2 separate regions of the Homo sapiens genome follow, and region 2 is linked to region 1. Evidence: chromatin contacts called from ENCODE POLR2A ChIA-PET data. All regions are on one chromosome and are shown on one strand. Each heading gives the region's core, a stretch centred on a gene start or an enhancer-like site at or near the end of the contact. The rest is flanking DNA. Distances are from core to core; before and after follow the strand shown.

Region 1 (5,140 bases), core at 1,596-4,095:
GGTTCAACTTCACTGAAGATGCCCTAGAGGAGGAACAGAAGAGCTTTAGATCCATATCCCACAGAAAATGCTAGTTATTGCTGGTTCCAAAGTTCCTTTTAGAACACCTGCTACCAGGATCTCCTCCCCTGGCTTTCCTGCATCACCCCTTTGGCTCTGTTGGGTTTTTTCATGCCATACACCAGACTTTAATTCTACCCTCTTCTTCAAAGCCACTGGATGGAAACGCCCTCCCTCAATGATCTGCTTAAACCAACAAATCTATATAGGTCGTGTGAATCACTCCACTACCCTAGAGCATAAGAATTGCCACATTTTGGCCGGGCGCGGTAGCTCATGCCTGTAATCCCAGCACTTTGGGAGGCTGAGGTGGGCGGATCATGAGGTCAAGGGATGGAGACCACCCTGGGCAACGTGGTGAAACCCCGTCTCTACCCAAAATACAAAAATTAGCTGGGCGTGGTGGCGGGTGCCTGTAGTCCCAGCTACTCAGGAGGCTGAGGCAAGACAATCACTTGAACTCAGGAGGCGGAGATTGCAGTGAGCCCAGATCACACCAGCCTGGCGACAGAGTGAGACTCTGTCTCAAAAAAAAAAAAAAAAAAAAAAAACACAATTGCCACATTTCTTAATTTCTCTAAAGAAAATTAAATCTGGCCCAGACCCCAATCACCTTGTGCTTATCCCTCCCTTGGGAAGATCAAAGAAGTCTAGAGTCCTAGAGTTTCCACCATTCAGGAACATTGGGCAGGGGCCTTTAGTGCAGCATGGTAGCCAGTGAGCTGCTTATTGTCCAGGTCCCCAGGACGATGCCCCCATCTGCAGGCTCCTCTGGTGGCCCCCACCATCTCCAGGTCAGACGAGGTCTTTGGCCCTTTCACTTGGCTCCCAGTTCCTGAGACTCCGGGTCTCATCCCTAGGTGTCCATGGCCTCAGTTCACTCAGTTCACCTGAGATGTACATCTCAACTTGGGTGCTGGATGGTGAGTGGCATGCAAGTCCCCACCACTCAAGACTGGCCACTCTCTCTCTACCATCAGAGCCAGGCCACTCCCTTCTTCTCAAAGCCTAGTTGCTGTCTCCTACCTTTCTCCAGCTTACATTTCAAAACAATATCTCCATTCTAAAAAGCAAAAGAGCTTAGTGTTTGTCCATTCCACACCCAGGACAAGGGAATCAAGAACTCAGAACACAAAGGCCTGTCTGTTCATGCTGTAAGGGGGAAGAGGAAGTTACCTGCACAGCAAAGCAACTCCACTCAGGATTAACCCACCACTCTGCTACACCCTCCTCTCAGTAAATCTTTGTGCTTCACGTGGCAGAAAATACTTTCCATAAATAAATGGGGATACACCCAAAGGGAGGTGAGGGCCGTTGTTAGCCAGGGTCCTTGAGACTCAGTTTCCTGGATTGAACGTCACGGGGAGTAAATTTCATAGTGAAACAGCACCTCACAGAGTAGGTAAACTTCCCAAGACTTGGCAGAGAAGCCTGTGTGCCAAGTGAATTTTCTGCCTTCCGGCAAAGACGGAAAAGACACCTTTGAGTGGGTTTTCCACTGAGGAAGAAAGGTCTCTAGAAGGAGCATAAGTCCAAGAGGACCCCTGGGGTTCCAATTTAGTTGTTCCGGGTTGGGGCCCAGACAGGTATTTTTAAAGCTTCCCAGGAGACTCTCCTGTGCAGACAGGTTGAAAGCTGGTTATGTAAAGGCCTAAGGCGTTGTGTTTCCTCTGTTCCAGGGGTTGGTTTCCCAACCCCAGTCTCCATTTCCCCATCGCCCAGCCTCACATCAACACCTGCTGTGTGTTCTCCAAGCTTCTATGCTCCCCACAGTCTCCAGGCCAACACGTTTGGATGCCAAAATCCCCTGATCATGTTTAGGGCCCCTTCTCCTCCTGGGTCCCCCTTGTAGTATCCCAGATGCTGAAGTGGAGGCCTCGGAACCCTCACTTAGGCATTAGAGGGAGCATGGCTGGCACTAGCCTAAACAGCTGAGACCCTTTCGCCTTGGTAGCCAGACAGGATGCAGAGGGCAGCCACAGAGTACCACAGCAGGCTTTGGGGACGCTGGAGAGTGGTGGCCCAGGGTTACCACAGCTGTGCCTTATGTCCCCATCTCCTCAGCTGGCAGGGCCTGGACTCCCTCTTCCATGCTGTCCTCCCCTCATTGTGGAGATGGACCTATTCTCACTTCTCTTCTGTTCCTTCACCAGCTTCACTTGCTGTGAGGTCAAAGATTTCATTCCTGCTACTGAGACACGTGACTGATTACTCTTGGAGCAGTGAAGTCCTGGGAAGGACATGGGGATCAGTCAGGCTGGTTTAGATTAGCCTATGTGACTCCAGGTTGCCCTGTTGGTTCTATTGTAATGGACAGGCCTGGTCCCATGGTTGGCTCCAAACCTCCCCAGTCAGCATCCTCTGTGTCAGTGTTTCCAACCCTCATTGTAAAAAGCTACCTTTCCCAGATTTTTGATAGGGGATTCAGAAGACTGACTTGTTGCCACCGCCCCGCCCCACACCACCCCTTCCTCAGCTTGCCCTGTGCCTGAGTGTTTTCAGGAATCCAGTTAGAGCCAGGCAAGCAGGGCTCTTACCTTGAGCGGAAGGACCTCGGAGGCTGCGTCGTGAAGACTTTCCATCAGGGGCTGTTGTTTTGCCCTTTGAGACCAGCCGCTCTGGCAGCATCTTAGTGGGAGCCAAGAGTCAGATGTTCCTTCCCTGTGGGATGATGGTGTCATTGTCAGAAAGCGCCCTCCATTTCTGATCATCTGCTGCTTCTGTCACAAGCAGACTGGCTCTCCCCAGTGCCAACGCCTATTCCTGCATGTCAGCTATGGCACAGGGCCTGGGGACTGTCTCACGCTCCAGCACTTAGGCATCACCAGCCACACAAAGACAGCCTGTTTTCTTCCTTCCTCCCCACTGCCATGTCACTGCTGAAGGGCAAAGACCTTTTGAGATGGACTTTCAAGCTCAGTCTCTTCACAGTTCTCTGGTATTCCTCAAATCTGCAGAAGTAAGATACTTGGGTCTGCCATGACTACCAAATTCTCTGTCCCCTCTTTCCCAGTGTAGTCATGATTAGTAGACCTGGATGTGTCATTTCATGTTTGTGTTAACTCCTGTCTGGTTCTCCAGTTTCCTATGAAGGCCTCAAAGAGTTGATTACACACTTTTCATTTTTGGTGCTTACTGTTTCTCTTTATTTTCTTACATAAGTCATATAGGAATATATCCTGATTGTATAAGTTTCAAATAATATAGAAGTTTACAGAGCAAAGCTGAAAACCTGCACCATCCCGCTCCAGTTCACTCCTCCTCAAGGTCGCACTGCCCACGGCTGGCTGTGCCTCCTCCTACTACCCTGTCTAGGCACCCACGCTGCACAGCACATGCGTCTATGCATGTGTCATTTTTTTATTTTTCATTTTTTAGATGTAGATATTACTTTGCAAAGTAACAAATTTAGTATGTTTTTCACTTGGAAATGTTTCATGTTAGGATATACAGCTCTATCTCATTCATATATAACCATATACACACACATTATATAATGTTTTCATACCCTAGATTTTTATATTCATAAAAAAGAGATTATCCTATACACATGGTTCTGCACTTTGTTTTTTGTTTTTTTGTGAGTGGTTTTGTGTTTTTTTGTTTTTTTTGTTGTTTTTTGGGGTTTTTTTTTGAGATGGAGTCTCACTGTATCGCCCAGGCTGGAGTGCAGTGCTGTGATCTCAGTTCACTGTAACCTACACCTCCTGGATTCAAGCGATTCTCTTGCCTCAGCCTCCCAAGTAGCTGGGATTACAGGCACATGCCACCATACCCAGCTAAGTTTTGTGTTTTTAGTAGAGATGGGGTTTCACCATGTTGGCCAGGCTGATCTTGAACTCATGACCTCAAATGATCCACCCACCTCGGTCCCCCAAAGTGCTGGGATTACAGGCGTGAGCCACTGTGCCCAGCCTACTTTGATTTTAGACACAGAATACTCAGCACATACATGCCTTCCTTGGTTTTACCAACAATTGTGTCCTCTTTCATAATTTGGATGTGCCAAAAATATATTAGCCAGAAGCCCACTAGAGAACATTTTGTCACAAGTACACTTGTCATCTATCTGTGTGAGAGTCCTGTAATTGAACCTCATATTCTGTGGAGGAGTAATGAAATATGAGAGCCAAAAGTTATTACACAGGGAAAAAGTGCTGGATGGAAAGGAATGGCAGAGAGGATTCTTGGGTGAGGAAGGGCTAAGTGGCTGTTGTTTCCTCTTGATTCATTTCCAAAACTTTCTGGTGATGTGGGTCAATAGTTATTATTAGCTCAGAGTTTTACCTTTCAGTTTCAGCTTTAGTTTTACCTGAAGCCCTTTTGACAAGTCATTCCAAGTGACAGTTCCATCTACACATGAGCCCAGAGATTGTTTCTGGGTGGGACAAACTGTCCTTTCGAATTAGAGATGCTCTATCCCTAAGTGATTCATTTTCTTTGAGCATCTCAGCTCATGTTTAATTTCTTTGCAACTAGGTGTGTGAATACAGCTCTTACTTCTGTATAAGGCAGGTGTATACCCATACACCTGATATTAATAAACTATTGATTTCATGTTTTGTTGCATTGCTAAATTGACAGCCTAGGCAATTTGTTTTCCTCCAGAAGTACTGCCTCCCTAATTAAATAGACCTCATTTAATTGTGGGGTCATGTTAACCAAAATTATATTTCCCAAAACCTTGAAAGTATTTTTTAAAAAACTTTTATTTTTTGTTTCAGCATTCGACATTGCTACACAAATTGAGTCATGCAGCCCAGCAGCCACCGAGTGCCTACTGAATTTCCTGTCACCCAGAGCCTGAATTTCCTGTCACTGGGCATAACGTTTTAAAAATATTATTGTTTTTTTAAACCCTGGCACTGAACCAGTTTTTATTCTTCATCTTGACTTAATGCCTCTCCATTCTCTTCTCTCATCTTCTTCTCCTGGCTCCACTCACCTCCTCTGTAGCCAGGAGCCCACAGTTGGCTATTTCGGCCGTGTGTCCAGAGTCTGGAATCCCTCGTCCCCTTGGGCTTGCACTGTGGCCAGTTAGCTTGCCCATCCTCAGCCTCGGCACCCTCCTTGTTTGTCC
Region 2 (5,140 bases), core at 1,183-3,682, 58 kb before region 1:
ATTGAGACTATTGAGGAAAAGGAGGAAGATCTTAAGAGAGAAGAGGAAATTGCCAAGCTAAATAACTCCAGTCCAAATTCCAGTGGAGGTATTTTACCTTTAGATGAACCAGAAGTGCATGCTATCATGAGTTTGAAATTACACAGTTTATAATTAGTAATTTCTTTAGCAAATGACGTTTCATTTAATTATTAATCTTAGTGTTGTGCTTTTGAGCAGTTTTTTTTTTTTTTTTTCATTTTACAGCAGTTGTTTTCCATCTCTTTTTGGCCAACTATTAAACATGATTTCTATATTAATAAGAATGGCATTTGAAAATGACTGTCATACTTGAGACTCCTTTTTGGAAGGTGGACCTTTAACATTCTTTTCCATATCTGTTATGATATTGTGCAGCCTCAGCATGACCTATTATATGCCATTCTTGAACTGATTTAATCAGACACAATTTGCAATAAGAATATTCATTTCCTTCTTTCTCAATGAAACAGGGTCACCCTTGCTTCAATTAATATTAGCACAGGGGAAAGGTCAACTTTTTAATAAATCAGGCCAAGATAAAATTTCATTTGCAGATTCATAACATCATCTTTATTTAGAGTGAAAACACTTTGTCTTTTGCAAGACTGTTGGCTAGCGTTCGCTTAATAGATCTTAAGGTTTAGGGGTTTTTCCCCCAATTTTGAGAGTCCTGTTTTAGTGAACTAACATCAATTGTTATTTGTAAAATTAGCCATTTCAAAGCTTTAGGAGCTTAAATGCTAAATATCTAGAGATCCAAAGAAACTTAAAGCTTTACCTCTAAAGAAAAGCTAATTCATAAAAAGCTTGCTTGCCTAAGATGTCCTGAGTGTTAAAAACTGACAAAATTAGATTTTTCTTATTTAAAAAATATGTCCTCTAAAACTTAATTCCTTGCATGCCACCACATAGAAGATCCAAGTTCACCATTTGGCATTGCTGCCAGTTTTAAAACCAGAATAACTAAGGCAAAATTCCATAGGAAAATATGGCTTTGGAAAAATTACTTTAATGAGTAGAGTTATAAGGAGTGTTGTCTTTCTGTATTTTGCTCATGATTCTGAAAGTCTGTAATCCTTAGATTTAATTGACCATCTTTGCCATATGAGAGAAGCTCTATTTTCTTTTAGTGTTACTTCCAAAGAAGCCGCTGTAGAATATGATATGATATGTGCTTTTCTTGATCTAGATTGGATACATTGCATGTCAAAGCATTTCTGTTTAAATATTTCAGTCAATATAATACTATGTAATGGCACAAAAGGTAGGTGTAAGCTTTTTCCCTCAACACTCTTATAGTTGAATTTGTCAGGTCAGGAAAAGAAATGAAGTAGAACTCTATGTTCAGAGTTCATAAGCCACTGGGTAAACTCCACTCTCCACACTTTCCACCCTCAGGTGGTGCTTCTGAGTCAAAGGCTAGAGACAGGAAAACTGGATTTCAGTATGTTGAGATCTACATCAGAGTTCCAAGTGTTCTCAGAGTTGGAGACCTGGAGAAGCAGACTTAGTCTCTTTGAATTCTTTACTGAGGATATAGTAACTTTCAGAACCAGTTGCGATAATTACAAAGTTAGGAAAGCTCTAGACCCACATCCCCTGCATTTTTTGGAATTTATCTGGTGTCTATGGCAGAAGGGAAGCCAGGTGACCTGCACTTGATGCCTTTCTCTTTAAGACTCAGACTATCGTAAAAGCATGTTCTTTTACCCAAGCATGAATTTATAGGTGAGCAGCATGCACTCAGAGTCTATGTATTAATATTTGTTTAGGGTACTTTGTCCTTTAAAATATTAAACCGAGAAATTACCTAACATTCACTTTTATATGTTTTGCCAGTGGGCATGATTAGGGTTTGAGTTATCAGTTTAACCCTACTTTCAATGATAAAAAATTACCCTGATAAAGAATCTAAACATATCCTCTGGACATGGTGCATTTAAGCAAATGGCATACTGAGGGATTTACATACTTTCACTGTGTAGCCACAATGTTTAGCACTTCTTTTGTCCTTAAAAAAAAAAAAATCTGTTTAGTGTTATGAGTGCTAGAGATTATAGGAATATAAATCGACATTCAATAATACCTTATTTTAAATTACTTTAAACCAATGGGAAAACTTTCTACCAAATTCCACTGTCTGCATACAAAAAAGGGAGGCAATAAAAATACAGTGACCAAAGCAGTCGGCTACCTGACTCTATTGTCTCATCCGCCTTGTTTGAATCCCATGAAAAGTAGATGTTGATGTAAAATTTGTATCTCCCATTGTCTGGCTGCATCTGCCACCACAATCTTTGAATTGCTGGGCAGATGCCACAACTGTTGTTGAAAGAATAGAAGACTGACCTTGGGTTAAGATGGAATTCCTTTATTGTGCAGACACTGCAGTAGCCAGGGTGCTTTAAATGCCTGGCGTCGGTTCTGCTGGCGCTGGTCATAGGGCCTCTATTGTTCATGTTCAATTGTATTCCTTGCTCACTGTTGCTTATTGAGATGGAAGAATAGAATTTGAGGAAAAGTGTTCCAGATGTTTCTAATCTATTTTAGAATTACAGGCATTTGATAACCTTCGTAGTTGATGAATGCTCTGATTTTGTTTTTTTTCTTCATAGGAGTTAAAGAGGATTGCACTGCCTCCATGGAACCTTCAGCAATTGAACTCCCAGATTATTTGATGTAAGTTCATATGTCTGCCAATGGAGAGAGCGGCTTAATTTTAGAAAGTTTGCAAATTCTTTTCCCATAATTTGCAAATCAGAAAAGTAAGAAGTTCCAGAAATAGAGTCCTGGAGCCACCCTTGCAATTGAAAGGCTGCCATTTAGCCTGCTCATCCCAAATCTACCCTTGTCTGCATGAGCAGGTTGTGCCTCCCCCCGCTCTGAGCTGTATTCGTTGGCCTTTAAGTATAGAGAATCCTGTCCTTTGTTCTGGGGCCAGGCTAAGCATTTGATTATGAAAGATTTTAGGGATCTGACTCTTCAAAGCTGACAGTCTTATCAATGCACAGTCATTCACTTGGGTCCCCCAAAGGGATGGTTTACTGCTGACAAAGTGCTTGAACCTCTGCACATAATAATACAAAGTGTAAAGATAGATTGATTTTTATTTAAGTTCTGCCCTCAAATTAATTTTTAGAGGAGATAAGAGTAAAATCTGATCATTTCAATTTAGTAATGGTTATAATGTTTTCTTGTTGTGACAACAAGTTGCTAAATGCTGAGCTGGGGACATTTTTGTAACTGGTTATCACAGAAATTATAACTTGGACACATAATTCTAGCTTTTTTGCAGAATAAAAGGCCTCTGTAAGAAGAAAATAATTAAGTTGCAAGAGCCTGGAAAAATGGAGAGGGAAAGAGCAAACAAATCTGACTTTGGATAGCTTTGAAAATGAACAAATGTGCAAAATAGCTAGAATGTAAAAGGGAAAATGGAATCTGGGCTGTCTGAACACTTTTTTTCTATTAGTAGCATCTCATGGTGGACAATGTTAAACTATGCTGTTTAGCCCTTTTCATTTCCAGAGTAAAGATCATTTTAGATTTAAAATGTGTTACTTCTGCTTAACAGTAGTGTGAAAGCTATACTTATTGGGGAATGATACAGTATGAAACCATAATGCTGGTTATCATCTCTTAACTAACAGGAACTTGAGAAACCTTGCTGAGTACCCTCTCATCTGAGGTAGTGTATGGTTTTAGAGTTCTCTAGGAGGGCCTTGAAAGGCAGCTATCACCTACCACTTAGTTGGCCCAGGAAGGGTCAGTTGTCTGCAGCCAGTCTTCCAGGACAGCCTCTGGCTCTGCTGCTGAGGGGGTTCACCTCTTTAACTGCAAACGACTTCTCCTTAGAAGTCTTTAAATGTCAGCCCCCTTGAGTAGCAACTGCCAATGCAGTGCTCTTGTTCTTTTTTGAATTCTTTTTTATAATAGTGACATATACTTATTATATACGACAGAATCATGTGGGGAAACTAAAAAACAATGCTAAACTTTTGCCCATGGATTCAAGGCTGTTGTGTTTTGCCAAGTTCATTAGTTAATCCCCCCTTTTTTTGTTTTTGAGACGGAATTTCGCTCTTGTTGCCCAGGCTGGAGTGCGATGGTGCGACCTCGGCTCACTGCAACCTCCACCTCCAGGGTTCAAGCGGAGCCTCCCAAGTAGCTGGGATTACAGGCGCCCACTACCACGCCTGGGTAATTTTTTGTATTTTTAGTAGAGATGGCGTTTCGCCATATTGGCCAGGCTAGTCTCGAACTCCTGACCTCAGGTGATCCACCCACCTCAAGCCTCACAAAGTGCTGGGATTACAGGTGTGAGCCTGGCCTTAATTTCATATTTAAAAGGTTTTTTCAGGTTACTTATCTAAGGATGGTTCCTGGATCTGCCTTGGTGCATTTCTGTATGTTTGTCATGTTTCTAGTACTATGTGATTGTTCGCTTAATTTATTTAAATAAACACAATTTATATTAACTAAAAACTAGTCTTACATAGATATAGCAAATTTTCTAAAAATAGTGAAAAAGCGTGGATTTTCAGAAAAATTACCAAAACTACAGAACTTAAGTTGCCTCATAAGAAAACTAAAGGGATATACTATAAAACCTAAATGATCGAGGCCGGGCGCGGTGGCTCACGCCTGTAATCCCAGCACTGTGGGAGGCCGAGGTGGGCGGATCACGAGGTCAGGAGATCGAGACCATCCTGGCTAACATGGTGAAACCCCGTCTCTACTAAAAATACAAAAAATTAGTCGAGCGTGGTGGCGGGTGCCTGTGGTTCCCAGCTACTGAGGAGGCTGAGGCAGGAGAATGGTGTGAACCCGGGAGGCGGAGTTTGCAGTGAGCCAAGATGGTGCCACTGCACTCCAGCCTGGGCGACAGAGCAAGACACCATCTCAAAAAAATAATAAAAAACCTAAATTATCAACCTTTGAATAATTCATACTTAACGAAAATATTTCTAATTTTTATGTAATAAGAATACTTTTACTTGTAGTTAAGCTATCAAAACTGTTTAAAATTTTTTCCATCACCACATAAACAGCCAACTGTAGAACTACAACAATTTTTCGTAAAAGTAGGACAACTTTTTTCTTAAAAATGCCAGTGTAA

What was found. ChIA-PET counts read pairs that join two places held with the same protein, here RNA polymerase II (POLR2A).
Region 2: POLR2A ChIA-PET joins it to region 1 with 10 read pairs in PC-9. The contact joins two enhancer-like sites. POLR2A ChIA-PET finds 5 or more read pairs at or near these places in 5 of 52 experiments (PC-9, T-cell, activated CD4-positive, alpha-beta T cell and 2 more).

What each region holds. Positions count from the first base shown.
Region 1 is chr5:95,835,901-95,841,040 of GRCh38, reverse strand. The region is part of intron 1 of LOC124901029 (a long non-coding RNA gene); the gene reads left to right. It overlaps LOC102724720 (a long non-coding RNA gene), which reads right to left. Exons shown (of 3, transcript NR_157807.1): 2 at 2,598-2,721. Among named protein-coding and RNA genes, the nearest start is that of LINC01554, 14 kb to the left of the region's middle. Within about 2 kb of position 2,845, at least 5 of the 41 ENCODE cell types and tissues checked have a DNase peak (open chromatin) inside an H3K27ac peak, as active enhancers do.
Region 2 is chr5:95,893,188-95,898,327 of GRCh38, reverse strand. It overlaps ELL2 (elongation factor for RNA polymerase II 2), which reads left to right. Exons shown (of 12, transcript NM_012081.6): 8 at 1-88; 9 at 2,637-2,700. Among named protein-coding and RNA genes, the nearest start is that of LINC01554, 44 kb to the right of the region's middle. Within about 2 kb of position 2,432, at least 3 of the 41 ENCODE cell types and tissues checked have a DNase peak (open chromatin) inside an H3K27ac peak, as active enhancers do.